Linked DNA regions of Mus musculus: region 1 is linked to region 2. A link is a loop called in an ENCODE intact Hi-C map of the cell type or tissue named here. Cell type or tissue: heart. All regions are shown on one strand. Links, peaks and the distances in the headings refer to the core of each region. The heading gives the core; the rest is flanking DNA. Region 1 holds the start of Fscn1 (fascin actin-bundling protein 1). Region 2 holds the start of Actb (actin, beta).

Evidence for each region. Peaks named below come from ENCODE experiments on the same cell type or tissue, not always from the same donor. Only the 100,000 strongest peaks of a DNase experiment are listed, where the experiment ranks them.
Region 1: it touches region 2 in a loop (11-fold over the local background); 6 of 42 quality-filtered maps call a loop at or near these places.

The regions. Positions count from the first base shown.
Region 1 is chr5:142,955,129-142,963,920 of GRCm38, reverse strand. It overlaps Fscn1 (fascin actin-bundling protein 1), which reads right to left and starts at 3,566. Exons shown (of 5, transcript NM_007984.2): 1 at 2,641-3,566. The coding sequence starts at 3,472. In heart, for the core only: a CTCF peak has its summit at 3,570; DNase peaks (open chromatin) are centred at 350, 880, 1,760, 3,560 and 1 weaker place; H3K4me3 peaks cover 4,255 bases; H3K27ac peaks cover 4,551 bases; H3K27me3 peaks cover 917 bases.
Region 2 is chr5:142,903,182-142,911,973 of GRCm38, reverse strand. It overlaps Actb (actin, beta), which reads left to right and starts at 5,220. Exons shown (of 6, transcript NM_007393.5): 1 at 5,220-5,322; 2 at 6,282-6,410; 3 at 6,498-6,737; 4 at 7,192-7,630; 5 at 7,726-7,907; 6 at 8,033-8,792. The coding sequence starts at 6,288. The coding sequence ends at 8,176. Gm38733 (a long non-coding RNA gene) reads right to left here. Exons shown (of 2, transcript XR_003955825.1): 2 at 8,459-8,792. In heart, for the core only: CTCF peaks have their summits at 1,794 (motif pointing right) and 5,218; DNase peaks (open chromatin) are centred at 2,213, 3,593, 5,243, 5,993 and 4 weaker places; H3K4me3 peaks cover 6,540 bases; H3K27ac peaks cover 6,993 bases.

The DNA.
Region 1 (8,792 bases), core at 296-8,295, 52 kb before region 2:
GGGCAGTGTGGGGAGACATAGCACGGGGTCTCCTTGAGCCAGCAGGGGCTTGGGAGGGTCATGAGAAGCAAGGAGGAAAAGACCCTACCCACTACCCCCCATCCTACTCTCATAGGATCTCCACCTCCCAGGAAGATCCTGGCTCAATGTACCTCTGTGCTTTCAGATGGGGAAACTGAGGCCAGGAAGCCGGAAGCAGCAAATCTGCATGGAAGATTCACAACCCCAGACCAGATTGAGCCTTCCCTCTCCCTACTCCTGGCTAGCAGTTCAACACGTGTTTCCCCGAAGCCCAGCCCCGCCTCCCTGCCACGCAAGCCTGCCCAAAATGGCCTCCCCGGCACACCCACCCAACAGCTCACCCTCAAAAAGCCGGGGGAGGAGTTGGCTGACTTGGGAATGAGACTTGGACCCAGACATAGGAGGGCAGAAGAGGTCTGACTGTGTGTGACCCCAAGTTCCCATCAGATTCTCACCCCTTCAATTCCCGCCCCCTCCTGCCGCATCAGTGTGAATCATGCACAATCATGGCACCCTCAGAAAAGGGTACCTGTCCAGGCTCGCAAAACACACCCTCTAGCTCCTTTCAGGCCCCAAGGGCCCAAGTCACCTGTGCCTTGCCTAACCTTCCCCAGGGCACAAGCCTCGGCCACAGCTCTGTAAGCAGAGAGCTGGTCTCTCTAGGCTCTGGAGTACTCGTCATCTGCAGGATTCCCTCCAATCCCAGCCTTCCTCCTAGCTATGCAGGGCTTCTCTATTTGCAACTCCCTGCCTCCGGGCCTTTGCTGAGGCCCCTGCCTGCAAAACCAGTCCATAAACTTGGTGCATGCTCATTTCTATTCACTCTCCTGGGGCAGCTCCTGGGTCCTCAGAAGGGACCCCAGATCTTTATAATCTACTACCCCGATCCTGTACCCCCAATCTTCTGCTTTACATACCAGTCACATTCCCAAGAGACGTTTACCGCAGCTCGTATCTCAATGTTTGCTAAACAGGTGGGAACTCTGACCCCCTCGCCCAGCACTGTGAAACAAGAGAGGCCATGGTTCATTGGTGTGTGTGTGTGTGTGTGTGTGTGTGTGTGTGTGTGTGTATAATGAGAGAACATTCTGGCATCAAGTACACCCAGTTCAGCATGGTGCTGACTTACTGTGTAACAGTAAGCAAATGGTCGCACTTTTCTGAGCGTTATTCAGCCAAACTCAAGCAGGCCCCACCCAAGGCTTTGCCCTCTGCATTGGGGGAGGGGGGTCTTCCTCCCCACAGACTGGCTCCCATCCAGCTATCTCCAAAGCCTGGGGTTCAGTTTCCCAACCAAGGAAGCGAGATCTCACAAGCCCCTACCAGCAGGCAGCAAAGACCCTTTGAAGAGTCGGGGGTACGCCAGAAAGGAGGCGCCTACTTGTACCATGCCCATGCCGGTCGGAAATGGCCTGCCAGCCTGCTGGAGGCCCTGGATGGGGACAAATAGAGCTGCAAACGGTTGTTCCCAGCCAGAGAGGCCTTGGGGACCGGTTCACTCGAGAGTAGAGGCTTTTGGAGGGACACTCCGCCGAGTGCCGGACCGCAAGGCGTGCATAGGAGGGCAGGGAGGGCGCCTGGCGCGCAGCCACCCGCGCCACGCCGCCTGCCAGCCGGGGTGCGAAGGAAGAGCCAGGCGGCTTCACTCCGCGCCTTCTCAATGAACCCTGGACCAGGGACAACGCCTGGAGGGTTGGGGGTGGCTCTTCCGCAGAGGGACCCGCCTAAGCCGATCCCCTCCCCCAGCTCCGCCGCATCTGGTTTTCCCATCTGCAGAGCCTTAGCAGGACAAAGGGGACGAGGGAGGGCCCAGCCGTGGCGACCCGCCCCCCTGCTCACAAAGGCCGCGGCCCGGAGCGCCAGGCCTTAGCGAGGGGAGATGGAGTGGGGGAGGGGAAGCCCCTACGGACAACCCCACCACCACCAAGAGTCGCAGGGCCGACCCCGCCCAGCACACCCCGCCGGGATCAAAAGCCCCTCCAACCTCCTCTATCTCGCCATTTAAGGCGGGGAGGGCAGGGGTGACTGTCCCCTGGCCCTCCAGCCAAAGGCCCGCGAAACGGGAGAGGACGCACGAGGAAATGAACAAGGGGGGGTGTAGGGGGAACCCTTCCTCTCCAAGACCTGGGACAGCCTATCCTAAAGAATCGGCTCATGAATGGGGATGGCTCAGACTGGGAAGGAAGAGGAAACGGAGAAGATCTAAGCTAGGTCTATGGAGTCCCACGCCCCCAGCCGGGGGGGGGGGGGGTGGTGGTGGACAGTATTGCTTTAGAATGTGTTAGGCCTTACCCACTTCCCCACGTCACCTTCTCCCAGCAGAAGAAGCCTACGTCCTGAACAGAGGGGTGGTACATGCCTTTATTCCCAGCACAAGAGACAGGAAGGAAGATTTCTGCGAGTTCGGGGCCAGCCCAGTCTACATAGCGAGTTCCAGGATAGCCAAGGCTATCTGGTGAGATCAGATCTTTCAAAATAGAAGCCCACCTCCTCATGGCGGAGCCCAGAGGCCTGTGAGCCTAAAGGGAGCCCAGGAGGAAATAGGGAAATAGAAGGAGTGCAGAGATGCTTTTGTGCACTGGGTCAGGACCCAAGGGAGGGGACATGTCCCCAACTCACCCTGGCGCGTGGACACGTTCCTCTCGTTGGCCGCCTGCAGCACCACCTGAGCGCAGCTCTGTTCCAGGGCGAAGAGCTCATCTTTGCCCACCTTGGTGGCCTTGCCAGCCTTGAGGGTGCCGCTGGGCCCGGACGGAGCCAGGTAGCGACCTTCGCAGTCGCGAAAGGCCACCTTGCCGGAGCGGAACTCCAGCGTGAAGCCCGTGGCGGGCTCCGGCCGTGCCACAAGGCGCCCGTCGTGGCGCAGGAAGCGGTGGTCGGACGTCTGCACACTGTAGCGTTGGTCCTGGAAGGCCAAGGTGATGAGCGAGTCGACGCCCCAAGGCACGTCGCGGTCTACCGCGATCTCGTCGGCCGGCCGCGCGCTCAGATGCGCGTAGCGCTTGCGGGTAACGCTGTAGATGTTAACCTGCGGGTGCATGGCGATGTGCACGCTCCACTTCTCGGCCGGCGACACGCTCTGCGCGAAGCAGGACAGGCGGTCCTCGGTGCCGCCAAAGTAGCGCCGGTGAGCCTCGGACTGCAGCGACCAGCGGCCGTCGTCGTGCGCCACGACGAGAAAGCGGCAGTCGCCGTCGGGCACCTCGCGCTCGCAGGTCACGTTGCCGTCCTTGTCGGCGGCCAGGTAGCGACCCAGGTGGCTGCGCAGACACACGGCCGCGCTGCCCGCCTCATCGGGAGGTTGCTCCAGCGTCCAGATCTGCTTCTTTTTCAAGCTACTAGCGGATGCGTTCACCTTGAACCCGAACGCCTCGGCTGTCAGGTACTTGTTGCCGCAGCTGATGAGCCCGAACTGAATCTGCACAGCCTCTGCCGTGCCGTTGGCGGTCATGGTGGCGGAGGGCGGCCCGGTGGCCCCGGGAGCTTGGATAGCTGTGCCCGACCTCCTTTGTTCAACACGGCTTAGCCCGCTGCAGTTCTCCACAAAGCCAGCCCGGCGGCGCCCAGGGTTTTATAGGAGGATGACGTCACCGTGGCCACGCCCCTACCCGGGCCTGCCGGGGAGGGGGCTCTGCAGCGCGCGCCCGGTCCCCTGCGCTTCCCCGGAGTGTTTTTCTGGGGTTTAAGACCGGGTTTCACTCTGTAACTCAGACTAGGCTTGAAGTATCTGTGTGGCTCAGGCTGGACTCGAACTCATAGCAGTCCTTCTGCCTCTGGCCCGTTCGTGTTTGCTAGTCCATTTAACTGTTCCTCCACAGTCGTGCTCTGCAGTAGTTGGCTGATCTCCAACTTTCTCCTGCTCTCTGAGGCCATCCTGAAACACCCCTACCCCCAAACCCAGTCGATGGGAAGGACCAGGTTTAAGATAATGATCCCTTCAGGATGGAGGGAGGGTCCAGGGTGTACCAGGAAGTAGCCTTAGAGCCGGTCCTTGAAGAAGCCAGAGACGCCAGAAGGGTCTGGGGTAGAAAGGAGGTTAATTTCTAGAGAGGCGCATGCAGAGCCCTACCTGCCCCGCCCGCCTCAGGGTTTTTCAAGGCCTTGTAGCCTGGGCCTCCTGAGCAGAAACCGAGATTTCTATTCCCGGGTCAGCATAGAGTACAGCCACCTTGCTGACTCTAAATAAATTGTGGTAACTGTGGCCCAAGTCAGTGGCCCACAAAAGTCCCTACTGTGGTGATGCTCAAGCCCCGGGGTGCTGGTCTACCAGGAAGCAGGGTAGGTAAGGCAGGAATAGTGGTCTCTGTTTATGAAGACATCAGAAAAGCAGGTCAGCTCCCTAGAATGGCACAGCCCCAATGTACCTCCTAACTGCAGCCCCTCAGGGTTCCAGACCAGAGGGACATTCCCACAAACACCACCTCCCACCTCCCACCACACACCACCCCACGTAAGAACACTTCCCTTTGAGTTTCTGGAGGACTGAGACTTCTCCTGGGACATTCCCCACATGCCAGGCAGGCCCCTGGAATGCTGGCCCTACCCCAGGCTGCCCACAAGATCTGGGCCCCTGGCCCTTCCCAGCCACAGGCTGGGCAGGGTACTGAAACTGACCAGTCTTCACGGTGATCTGTGTCCAAACGCATCTCTGTCCCAGGCAAACCCCTCCAGCGACCATCAAAGGGGAAGGGGAGATGGCATGGCTTTCCCATCATCAAAGGTCAGTCCTGACAAGTCCCTAGAATCCTTGCTGGGACATCTAGTTCCTCCCTTAGAGGTCACAGGAAAGGTCACCAAGTTCGCGGCCGATAGCCAGCCATCCTCTCCTGCTGTGGGACTTTGCACAGGTTACTCTCACTCTCTGAGCTCTCCTTCCTCTGTAATAAAGACACATATTCCTGGGTACAGTGAGTCACACTTGTAATTCCAGAACTTGAGAAGCAGGGACAGGAGGATTGCTTTGAGTTTAAGACCAGCCTTGAGGGAGCAGGTCAGAAGACTGGAAGCAGTAACAGCCAAAACCCGATACTGAGGGTGCCCTCTCTGCCATCCGGTACTCTGTTCAAACCTGTTTAACCCAGAGCATCGCATCGTGGGCAGAATCGGACAAGTTGGCCTCATTACACACCAGGCTGTTAAGGTTAAGTCAATGCTGCTATGTGTCAGGGCTCCGTGAACGCTCTGTATTGATTAGTCACTGAACTTCACGTCAGGGCATGGGCGTGCTGGCCATCCGAGAGCTTTAGGCTTAAGCTATGGGGGATGCCTGGGTGTGGTAAGGCAAACGCCAGCACACCAGAGGTAAAGGCCGGAGAACCGACAACACAAGGTCATCCTAGGCCTCTGAGATGACCTTGAATGCCAGGCCAGCCTAAGCTATATGAAACCTTGCCTCAAAAACCCAAAGCTGGGAGCTCGGAGGGTAAAGGCACGCTCCCGGGCTGAGGGGCTGAATTTAGTCTCTAGACCATCATGATGGAAGGCAAAACCAACTCCCTTAAGTTGTCCACTGACCCTTCCCATACTGCCCCCTCTCACTTCATGTACACACACACACACACACACACGTAAATGCAAAAGAAAGGCCAGTTGTGCAAGCATGACCTCACCTATAAAGCCAGGCCTGTGGTGCACATCGAAAAGCCCACCCTGAGCGGTCGGCTCAGTCAAATCACTGAACTCAGCTTCAGTACGAGGGACTCAAATCTAAGGTGGGGCTCAGCAGTGAGCGAGCTCCTCTCAAGCACCCTAGTTCAGTTCTCAGCACCCGTGGGGGCTCACAACCACCTCTAACTCCAGTTCCCAGAGATCCAACAGTCTCTCCTGGCCTCCTCAAATCCCTGCACCCACAAATCTTTTTAGAATTTTAAACTGGGTGGTAGTGGTGCACACCTTTAATCCCAGTACTCTGAAGGCAAAGGCAGGTCTATCTCTGAGTTTGATGCCGGCCTGGTCTACAGAGCAAATTCCAAGATAACTGGACCTACATAGTGAGACCCTGTGTTAACAACGGAGGAGCTAGTCAACGAGATGTCTCAAGCAAGCGAAAGCGCTGGATCCAGGTCTTAGACCCACACAGAGGGAGAGAAGTGACAGCCACAAGTTGTTCTCTGACCTCCACACATGTGCTGTGGTGTACAGTGCCCACAGCCGCTCACACACAGACAATAAAACTAAGGTGGAGAGCTCTGGAGAAAGTTACCCATCACTAACCTCTGGCCTATACATACATGCTCACATGTATACACACACACACACACACTCATGCACATACATATACACACATGCTCACACACATGCACATAGTACACACACACACACACAAGCAAACACACGTGCACACATACACACATTGAAAGACAGTTGTGGAAGGAAACCACAGAAAGGCTCTTTGGGTTTTCCCTTAAGATGAGTTTGGGTCCAGCACTCAGAACAGAGGCTTAAATGTTGGGGGACTTCCATCTGGCTCTGGGTGAGATCATCTGTGGAGAATTGAGGTTCATCTCAGCAGAACCGAAGCCTTCATTGTTCTCATTTCATGTGCAGTCCTTGGGAACAGATAATACACCCACAGCCACACAGTTCAAATACAAAGGATGAAGCAGCCTTCACCCTCCCGCCTCCACCAGCAGCTAGAGATCTTCCAGGTGTTCTTTAAATGGAGACAAGCAAACATGGATACACATTCAACCTCACTGATGGTTTTGTTTGTTTTGTGATGTTTTCAATGAAAGTCATGGCCTTGAACATCTTAGGTGAGCAGTCTGTTACTGAGCCACACCCCAGCCCGTCAATGGGGGATTCTAGGCAGGGGCTCTACCACTGAGCCACGTCCCAGCCCCTCCCTGGGGGATTCTAGGCAGGGGCTCTACCACTGAGCCACGCCCCCAGCCCCTCACTGGGGGATTCTAGGCACTGAGTCACACCCCAGCCCCTCACTGAGGGAATCTAGACAAGCACTCTCCAGCTGAGTTACCACCTCATGTTTTGCTGTTTTGCTCTTGGTTTTATGAGAAAGGCTCACATAAGCCAAAGCTGCATAGGAACTCCTGATTTCCTCTTTCAGCCTTCCAAGTGCTGGGATTATAGGCAAGCACCACCTCCCCCAGCTATGTAGTTAGTTGTTTTGTCTTGCCTTCTCCTCCTCCTCTTCCTCCTCTACCTTTTTTCTTTTTTTTTTTTTTAAGATTTATTTATTTACTATATGTAAGTACACTGTAGCTGTCTCCAGACACTCCAGAAGAGAGCGTCAGATCTCATTATAGATGGTTGTGAGCCACCATGTGGTTGCTGGGATTTGAACTCGGGACCTTCGGAAGAGCAGTCAGTGCTCTTAACCACTGAGCCATCTCTCCAGCCCCTACCTTTTTTTCTTGAGGGAAAGTTTTGCTATGTAATCCTGGCTGGACTTGAACTCAGAGACTAAAGGCGCGTGCCACCAAGCCTGGCCACACCTGTTTTTCCCCTTGGGTTCCAGGTCTTGGGCTTCGGCTGTAAGTGCTTACTGTCCCACCTTCCCTCCCTATGTCTTGGTGCCCATTCTTCTCTTCCTTAGAAACAGTAGCTCCCTCATTCCTTTCCAAAACAGCATGATATTCGGATCCATAGAGTCATACAGTTAGCGCACTCGAACCCGACTTGCCCATCAGTGAGCCTTTCAATCACCAACCTCAATGCTTTTCAATTTTCTATGCTTAGATCTGTACCAAATACACACACACACACACACACACACACACAGAGGCGTGTATGCACGTATACAGAATGCCTCTGCCTCTGGTGACAGGAAGGTCCCTCCATGCTCTGCTCTGAGCAAACATGGGGGATATAAGCATTTGCTCTAGATGGGGTGAAGGCTTGGGGTGAGACCTCTCTGGTAAGCTCCTGAGAAAGGAAAGGAGGTGCCGTTATGGACTGGAATTCTGCAGTTGGCTGAGTCTGGTAACCATTGAGCTTCGGTTGGGAGTGGGCTGTTATCATTGTCGCTGCTGTGTCTCTGCCCCTGTTGTAGGCACACTTAATAAAGAGCCGCACAGAGCTCCAGCCTGCTCTGTGTCACACCTTCCCCAAGTGTCCCCTGAGTCCTCGGAGGGATGAGCTACACCTGTACACATCACGAGGTCTCCTCTTCGGCCCTGCCCCAGGTCCCTGTGGGGAAAGATGGGGACATGGACACTGTGTCCCTGGATCCCCTGGGGACCCAAGTGCCACCTGATCCCTGCTGAGATGAGGGTGCAGCACAAAACAGAACAGTTAGCGGAGGTCAGGCCTGAGTCGCTCCTGGCTGGATGCCTTGCCTGGCGCTTGCACCAGACAGGAAATAAGGCCACAGGATAGGCTGCCCTGCTCCCCAACTTAGTTCCCTGAAGGAGGACTCCTGGAGTGTCCCCAGAATCTCCATGATCTCCATGCAGAACAGGGACTTCCAAAGGAACCAGTAGTGACTCCCTGGGCTACACAGTTCACCCACCCATCCCCCATATCCCAAGATTTTTTTTTTACTTTTTTTTTTTTTTTTGTAATGGCATCTGTGTAGCCCAGGCTAGCTCCATAGACTTACTATGTTGCTGAGGATGCCCTTGAACTCCTGATCCTCCTGCTGAGATGTCAGGGATGCGCAACAGATAACAAGTCTCCACTGCAGCTTGATGGGCACCCCCTTATCCCTCCAACTTTTCAGTCTCTCACCTCTTGGCTTTCCTGGAAACCTCATTTACACTTCTCAGGAACTCCCAGCTGCTGGGAAGAGCAAGGTTGTGTCAACTTTGTAC
Region 2 (8,792 bases), core at 476-8,475:
GCGCTCTGGTCTACCTAGACAACCAGCAGAGTGCAAGGTCAGCCTCTGGGTGACAGAGAGCTGGTGGCCACTCCCCTGCAGGCTGTTCATTTGGATCCAGGGATCAGCCCATACCCTAGCCTCCCTCCATTCCTCACTGCCTTCCCACTGAGCATTGGGTAGCATTCCCATCTGGAAGCAAGGAACAGGAATCCTGCTTGCCCTAGGGCAAGCAGAAAGGCCTCTACTAGTGCGTATGAAGGGGAAGACCTGGAAGTTTCTCTTCTGTTTCTGAATAAATCACTCTGAATTTGAAAGTCTGGGAACTCCCCAGAAGGGTGGGGCAGTTTTTCCTGGTGCCCTAGGGGGCCAAGACAGAAGGTAGTTTTTAAAAGGATTTTTCAAAACTCTCCCAAGAACTTTAATAAGTTCCCCCATTTCAATGGAGCGTGCTTCTAATCTAAGTGCTTGGCCTTGGATTTGAGGCCAGGCTGGGCTACTGTATGAGAACTTGCCGTAAAGAAAAACCAATGAGCAAACACGGGCCAGTGAGATGTCTCAGTGGGTAAAGAAGCTTACCACCAAGCCTGATGATCCCTGGTGACCCACAAGGTGAAGAGACCTGACTCTTCAAGCTATCACATGTACACAGCCCCCTCTACACACACTCAGAATTCATCACTGTGTAAACTGAGTGTGGTACCGTTCCCCGTGACGCTGGGGATCAAGAGTTCTAGGTCAGAAGTTAGATGCCTCAGTGGTTAGGAATACTTACTGCTCTTGCCGAGGACCTGAATTCCGTTCCCAGCGTCCTCATGAGGTGGGTTTCAACTGTTTGGCACCTGCATTCATGTGCTACACATAAACTCCTGCAGGCACACACAGGTACACCTAAGTGAAAGTAATACATAAACCTTTTCAAATATTTTAGGCTGGGCAATGGTGGCGCACACCTTTGATCCCAACAGTCAGGAAGTAGAAGCAGGATGGTCGTCTTGAATTCGAGGCTAGCCTGATCTACAGAGCTAGTTCCAGAATAGCCAAGGCCACATAAAAAAAAAAAAAAAAAAAAAAAAAAACAAACAAAAAAAAAAAACCTATCTTGAGGCTGGAGAGATGGCTCAGTGGTTAAGAGCACTGACTGCTCTTCTAGAAATCCTGAGTTCAATTCCCAGCAACCACATGGTGGCTCACAGCCATCTGTAATGGGATCTGATGCCTTCTTCTGTCTGAAGACAGCTGCAGTGTACTCATATGTATAAAATAAATAAATCTTCAAAAATTAGGAGGGAGGCAAACTCCCCTTCCCAAAAAAGGAAAAAAGAAGTCTCAAACACACACACAATAACAACAAAAAACAAAACCCCTCCATTTATTTGTGTGTGGAGGTGGGTGGGTGGGTGTGGGTGTGGTGGGGAATGTGTGGTGTGATTTTAATGTGCAGATCAGAGGGCCACTGAGGGAGTTGGTTCTCTCCTTCCACCATGTGGTTTCCAGAGGTTAATCTCAGACAGTAAGGAAGCAAGTGCCTTTGTCCACTGAGCTACCTAACTCGGGGGGAAAAAAGACTTCCCTAAGTAAATCTTTGCTTCCTTCCCGGAACCAGCGAACGTTCTTTTAGGGCTATCTCAAGGCACATGCTTGCTTTACTCCCTCTGCTCAGAACAGAGCCTTTTGGCTGCTGAGTAGGCAGGCAGCAGATATGGTAACTGAGTAACTCCGAAGCTGTTTGGGAAGAAAGGGCCATCTGCTTTGGCCCCAGGCTATTCCTTTTCTGGGTCATCTTCCCTGATCACTTGCTCTCTGGGCCTGGAGAGGGCAGCCTGAAGCTGGCCCCAAAGGCTGAGAAGTTAATCAGCTGGAGGAACCCACACTCCTGGACAAACCTCCTGTAGGAAAAAGCCCTGCGGAGTCAGGGTTATCAGAGCATGGGTGAGGTGGCCCTGCAAGCAGGCATCCAGTAGACTTTTCCGGTGGTACCCTACGTATGACCAGGGCCTTTGGCTTGCCCTCATTGAACTCTGAGAGATAGAAATATGTACTAAGGAGGAGGTGGGGCCAGGAATTCCAACTTTGGAGCAGTCCTTGGACCTAGTCCCCGGGGACATTCCAGAGGCCACTTTACCCAGGGAGGGGCCCTGTGAGGCAGAGGGCAGGCTGTTAGCTCAGGGGCCCCTGAGTACAGAGGCATTATGGCTGGATCTTAAAGCACTGGGCGCTCTGTCAGGCCCATCTCAGTTTTCTGAACCTGTAAAAAGGGAGTATGTTTTCTGGAACGTTCCAGGCCCTCCCTCATTCATTTAGTGCCTTACTGACATCCTGCTGTCTGCAGGGACCCGCCCTCTTGGACAGAGCTCCTGCTACTGTGACAGGAAGTTCCCCTCTTCCTCAATTTCTCACTTGAAAATGTGCAGCTTAGGGTCTTCCTGGCCAGCTGGGCTTGAATGTCCCCAGGAGAAGTGACATATGGCTTCTGAGAGGAGGATCAGAGAGTGGGCCTTGAATTAGGTTGTAAATATTCTCTCGTCCCAAGGCTTTTCAGGGAAGGGGACCCTTGTGGGGGGAAGTGCACTAAAGCTACAGGTGTCACCCATGCTCTGGGCCAGGCTGTGGCTGCCAGCTGGGTGCCTGACAGTAACAGTGACAGCTCTTTGTGAGGGCAAAGTTCTCTGGAGAAGGCCAGCTTCACTTCCTCTGCCTTCCCCTTCCTCCACTTCCTCTTTTCCCCACCCCCACCCTGTTCTGTGCTTTCCGTCTCCTGTCTGCACCCCAAACTTAACAGCTGAGGCCCCCTCCACCTCTGCCGGCCTCTCAGGGACCTCTCCTTTGTCAGGGCTGAGGACACCCAGACGATCTCTCATTCATTCCACAGAACAGAGCCCCTCAGTGTGTGTGTGTGTGTGTGTGTGTGTGTTAGTGGAAGGAAGTGGGGGGTGATGGGGCCCCTCAAAGGGCTGGCTTGTTTTATGTTGTCCGGGCTGGGGGAGGTGCTGAGTTATTAAGACTAGCCTGAATAGGCACCATGACTGTCTTCATAAGCACACAGGAAGCTGAGGCAGGAAGAGCAGGAGTTTGAGGCCAGCCTGGGCTACATAGGGAGCCACTGTTTCAAACAAAGAAGCTGGGCATGGTGATATATGCCTGTAATCACAACACTCTCGGGATGTAAAGGCAGAAGGATCAGTTCAAGTCTATACTCCACTACATATCAAATCTGAGAGCAGCCTAGGCTACCTGAGACCCTGTTAAAAACAACCTCCCACCCTCAATTTCCAACAAACCAAGAGAAATCCCCCCCACGCCACCCCCAAGAATGTGAAAGAGAACACTGGAAAATGATCATTGCAGACAAGACAGACCAGAATTGTTTCAGAGGTCGGGTGGGGCTGAGGTGCCTGCCCCTTGACCAGTCCCAGGACTGAGAGGTGACAAAGTGGCAACACAGGTCCTGCCTGGGAATCTGGTCTGCTCTAACCTAGTAAAGCTGTCTGGTGTCACCCAAGAGGCTCCCTCCACATCCTGCACCCCTGATGGCTGATGGCATCTTTCTCCCTTGCACCCCACCAGGGTTCTCCTGGGAATACTCTGGGCTCTCCTTATTGACAGGCAGCATTTGCCCTGCCCCACCCCCACCTGTGACTTGCAGGACTGGCAGGTCCTTGGGCAGCTGGCAAACTGCCTGAGCAACTGAGAAATACAAGGCCAGGGCCAGGGCAGTCCTGTCCCCCGGAGGCAGGGAGGAGACTGCCTGGGAAAGTTCTCTCAGGGTTGGTGACTGCAGAAGACTTTTGTCAAATTTTTTTTTTTTTTTTGGTGGGAAAGATAACTAGGGGTGTGTTTCCAGTTCACAGCATATGCTGGGGTGATGGTCACCTCTTCCAGACAAGGCCTCAGCAACTTCAAAATGCCCTGCCACCAGCCAAGAACAAGGAAGCTGGCCACTGTAGTCCATATATGGATGAAGCCTTCTTTGGTTTCAACACCTACACTTTGTGAGCCAGTGAACACCTACCTATGCATGCACTGAGGCACGGCAGGCCCAGAGCATCTCACCTGAAGCACCCTTCTTGCCTAAATCCAGCTTTCTGTCACACTCTCCCAGAAGGTGCGTGTCCTTCTAAGCTAAGCTGAGGGATCCGGCCCTCAACCCTGACCCCGTGTGTAGCTCTCAGCCAAATAGCTGGCTTGCTAAGTAGAACACTGGTACTTAGGTGAGGGGGACAGGGGCTGCTTCTCTCTGGAGGATTTGGGGCTCCGGTGACCACCAACTTTTCCCTGAGCAGCTTGTCACTCCCAGAATCCCCACGGCTGGCAGATGGACTAGTGCACAACTCAGCTGTGGCTGCACATAATAAATAGAGGATAGATGGTGGGCCCCAGCCCAGCGATGTCTGGCAGTCACCCAGAGACACTAGCTAACGGCCCAGGCTTAGTCTTGCCTGGGTGTGATCAGGCAGTTCTCCAAAAGTGCCTGACTCCATGAGAAGTTTTGTTTGTTCTATTGAGCACAGTTCCTTTCTAGATCCGGGGCAGGGGATATCTGGAGGCATCTTCTTGCAACACCTCCAGTTATTGGACCACTGGGGCTCGCCCTATGCTTGGGATAGGATGGCCTTGAGTCTCTAAGAGGTCAAGATCCATGAAAACCTCTCCAACCAGAGTTCTGCTTCCAAGTTGAACCCCAACACACCTAGCAAATTAGAACCACAGCAGAAGGGGCCCCCCCGGATCTGGCTTTCCGGCTATTGCTAGCAATTGCTAGCAAGGGGGAGTGACTCTCTGTCCATTCAATCCAGGCCCCGCGTGTCCCTCAAACAAGAGGCCACACAAATAGGGTCCGGGCCTCGATGCTGACCCTCATCCACTTAAGTGCTCGATATCCACGTGACATCCACACCCAGAGGGTCCTGGGGTGGTTGGGTGACCCCCAGAATGCAGGCCTAGTAACCGAGACATTGAATGGGGCAGTGTCCACAAGGGCGGAGGCTATTCCTGTACATCTGGGCCTACGGAGCCAGCACCCATCGCCAAAACTCTTCATCCTCTTCCTCAATCTCGCTTTCTCTCTCGCTTTTTTTTTTTTTCTTCTTCTTTTTTTTTTTTTTTTTCAAAAGGAGGGGAGAGGGGGTAAAAAAATGCTGCACTGTGCGGCGAGGCCGGTGAGTGAGCGACGCGGAGCCAATCAGCGCCCGCCGTTCCGAAAGTTGCCTTTTATGGCTCGAGTGGCCGCTGTGGCGTCCTATAAAACCCGGCGGCGCAACGCGCAGCCACTGTCGAGTCGCGTCCACCCGCGAGCACAGCTTCTTTGCAGCTCCTTCGTTGCCGGTCCACACCCGCCACCAGGTAAGCAGGGACGCCGGGCCCAGCGGGCCTTCGCTCTCTCGTGGCTAGTACCTCACTGCAGGGTCCTGAGGATCACTCAGAACGGACACCATGGGCGGGTGGAGGGTGGTGCCGGGCCGCGGAGCGGACACTGGCACAGCCAACTTTACGCCTAGCGTGTAGACTCTTTGCAGCCACATTCCCGCGGTGTAGACACTCGTGGGCCCGCTCCCGCTCGGTGCGTGGGGCTTGGGGACACACTAGGGTCGCGGTGTGGGCATTTGATGAGCCGGTGCGGCTTGCGGGTGTTAAAAGCCGTATTAGGTCCATCTTGAGAGTACACAGTATTGGGAACCAGACGCTACGATCACGCCTCAATGGCCTCTGGGTCTTTGTCCAAACCGGTTTGCCTATTCGGCTTGCCGGGCGGGCGGGCGGGCGGGCGGGCGCGGCAGGGCCGGCTCGGCCGGGTGGGGGCTGGGATGCCACTGCGCGTGCGCTCTCTATCACTGGGCATCGAGGCGCGTGTGCGCTAGGGAGGGAGCTCTTCCTCTCCCCCTCTTCCTAGTTAGCTGCGCGTGCGTATTGAGGCTGGGAGCGCGGCTGCCCGGGGTTGGGCGAGGGCGGGGCCGTTGTCCGGAAGGGGCGGGGTCACAGTGGCACGGGCGCCTTGTTTGCGCTTCCTGCTGGGTGTGGTCGCCTCCCGCGCGCGCACAAGCCGCCCGTCGGCGCAGTGTAGGCGGAGCTTGCGCCCGTTTGGGGAGGGGGCGGAGGTCTGGCTTCCTGCCCTAGGTCCGCCTCCGGGCCAGCGTTTGCCTTTTATGGTAATAATGCGGCCGGTCTGCGCTTCCTTTGTCCCCTGAGCTTGGGCGCGCGCCCCCTGGCGGCTCGAGCCCGCGGCTTGCCGGAAGTGGGCAGGGCGGCAGCGGCTGCTCTTGGCGGCCCCGAGGTGACTATAGCCTTCTTTTGTGTCTTGATAGTTCGCCATGGATGACGATATCGCTGCGCTGGTCGTCGACAACGGCTCCGGCATGTGCAAAGCCGGCTTCGCGGGCGACGATGCTCCCCGGGCTGTATTCCCCTCCATCGTGGGCCGCCCTAGGCACCAGGTAAGTGACCTGTTACTTTGGGAGTGGCAAGCCTGGGGTTTTCTTGGGGATCGATGCCGGTGCTAAGAAGGCTGTTCCCTTCCACAGGGTGTGATGGTGGGAATGGGTCAGAAGGACTCCTATGTGGGTGACGAGGCCCAGAGCAAGAGAGGTATCCTGACCCTGAAGTACCCCATTGAACATGGCATTGTTACCAACTGGGACGACATGGAGAAGATCTGGCACCACACCTTCTACAATGAGCTGCGTGTGGCCCCTGAGGAGCACCCTGTGCTGCTCACCGAGGCCCCCCTGAACCCTAAGGCCAACCGTGAAAAGATGACCCAGGTCAGTATCCCGGGTAACCCTTCTCTTTGGCCAGCTTCTCAGCCACGCCCTTTCTCAATTGTCTTTCTTCTGCCGTTCTCCCATAGGACTCCCTTCTATGAGCTGAGTCTCCCTTGGATCTTTGCAGTTTCTGCTCTTTCCCAGACGAGGTCTTTTTTTCTCTCAATTGCCTTTCTGACTAGGTGTTTAAACCCTACAGTGCTGTGGGTTTAGGTACTAACAATGGCTCGTGTGACAAAGCTAATGAGGCTGGTGATAAGTGGCCTTGGAGTGTGTATTGAGTAGATGCACAGTAGGTCTAAGTGGAGCCCCTGTCCTGAGACTCCCAGCACACTGAACTTAGCTGTGTTCTTGCACTCCTTGCATGTCTCAGATCTATCCATACAGTTTCACCTGCCCTGAGTGTTTCTTGTGGCTTTCTGAACTTGACAACATTATTTATTTTTCTCTACAGATCATGTTTGAGACCTTCAACACCCCAGCCATGTACGTAGCCATCCAGGCTGTGCTGTCCCTGTATGCCTCTGGTCGTACCACAGGCATTGTGATGGACTCCGGAGACGGGGTCACCCACACTGTGCCCATCTACGAGGGCTATGCTCTCCCTCACGCCATCCTGCGTCTGGACCTGGCTGGCCGGGACCTGACAGACTACCTCATGAAGATCCTGACCGAGCGTGGCTACAGCTTCACCACCACAGCTGAGAGGGAAATCGTGCGTGACATCAAAGAGAAGCTGTGCTATGTTGCTCTAGACTTCGAGCAGGAGATGGCCACTGCCGCATCCTCTTCCTCCCTGGAGAAGAGCTATGAGCTGCCTGACGGCCAGGTCATCACTATTGGCAACGAGCGGTTCCGATGCCCTGAGGCTCTTTTCCAGCCTTCCTTCTTGGGTAAGTTGTAGCCTAGTCCTTTCTCCATCTAAAGGTGACAAAACTCCTGAGGCCATAGTACAAGTTAAGTCTGATTTCTGTCACTCTTCTCTTAGGTATGGAATCCTGTGGCATCCATGAAACTACATTCAATTCCATCATGAAGTGTGACGTTGACATCCGTAAAGACCTCTATGCCAACACAGTGCTGTCTGGTGGTACCACCATGTACCCAGGCATTGCTGACAGGATGCAGAAGGAGATTACTGCTCTGGCTCCTAGCACCATGAAGATCAAGGTAAGCTAAGCATCCTTAGCTTGGTGAGGGTGGGCCCTGTGGTTGTCAGAGCAACCTTCTAGGTTTAAGGGGAATCCCAGCACCCAGAGAGCTCACCATTCACCATCTTGTCTTGCTTTCTTCAGATCATTGCTCCTCCTGAGCGCAAGTACTCTGTGTGGATCGGTGGCTCCATCCTGGCCTCACTGTCCACCTTCCAGCAGATGTGGATCAGCAAGCAGGAGTACGATGAGTCCGGCCCCTCCATCGTGCACCGCAAGTGCTTCTAGGCGGACTGTTACTGAGCTGCGTTTTACACCCTTTCTTTGACAAAACCTAACTTGCGCAGAAAAAAAAAAAATAAGAGACAACATTGGCATGGCTTTGTTTTTTTAAATTTTTTTTAAAGTTTTTTTTTTTTTTTTTTTTTTTTTTTTTAAGTTTTTTTGTTTTGTTTTGGCGCTTTTGACTCAGGATTTAAAAACTGGAACGGTGAAGGCGACAGCAGTTGGTTGGAGCAAACATCCCCCAAAGTTCTACAAATGTGGCTGAGGACTTTGTACATTGTTTTGTTTTTTTTTTTTTTTGGTTTTGTCTTTTTTTAATAGTCATTCCAAGTATCCATGAAATAAGTGGTTACAGGAAGTCCCTCACCCTCCCAAAAGCCACCCCCACTCCTAAGAGGAGGATGGTCGCGTCCATGCCCTGAGTCCACCCCGGGGAAGGTGACAGCATTGCTTCTGTGTAAATTATGTACTGCAAAAATTTTTTTAAATCTTCCGCCTTAATACTTCATTTTTGTTTTTAATTTCTGAATGGCCCAGGTCTGAGGCCTCCCTTTTTTTTGTCCCCCCAACTTGATGTATGAAGGCTTTGGTCTCCCTGGGAGGGGGTTGAGGTGTTGAG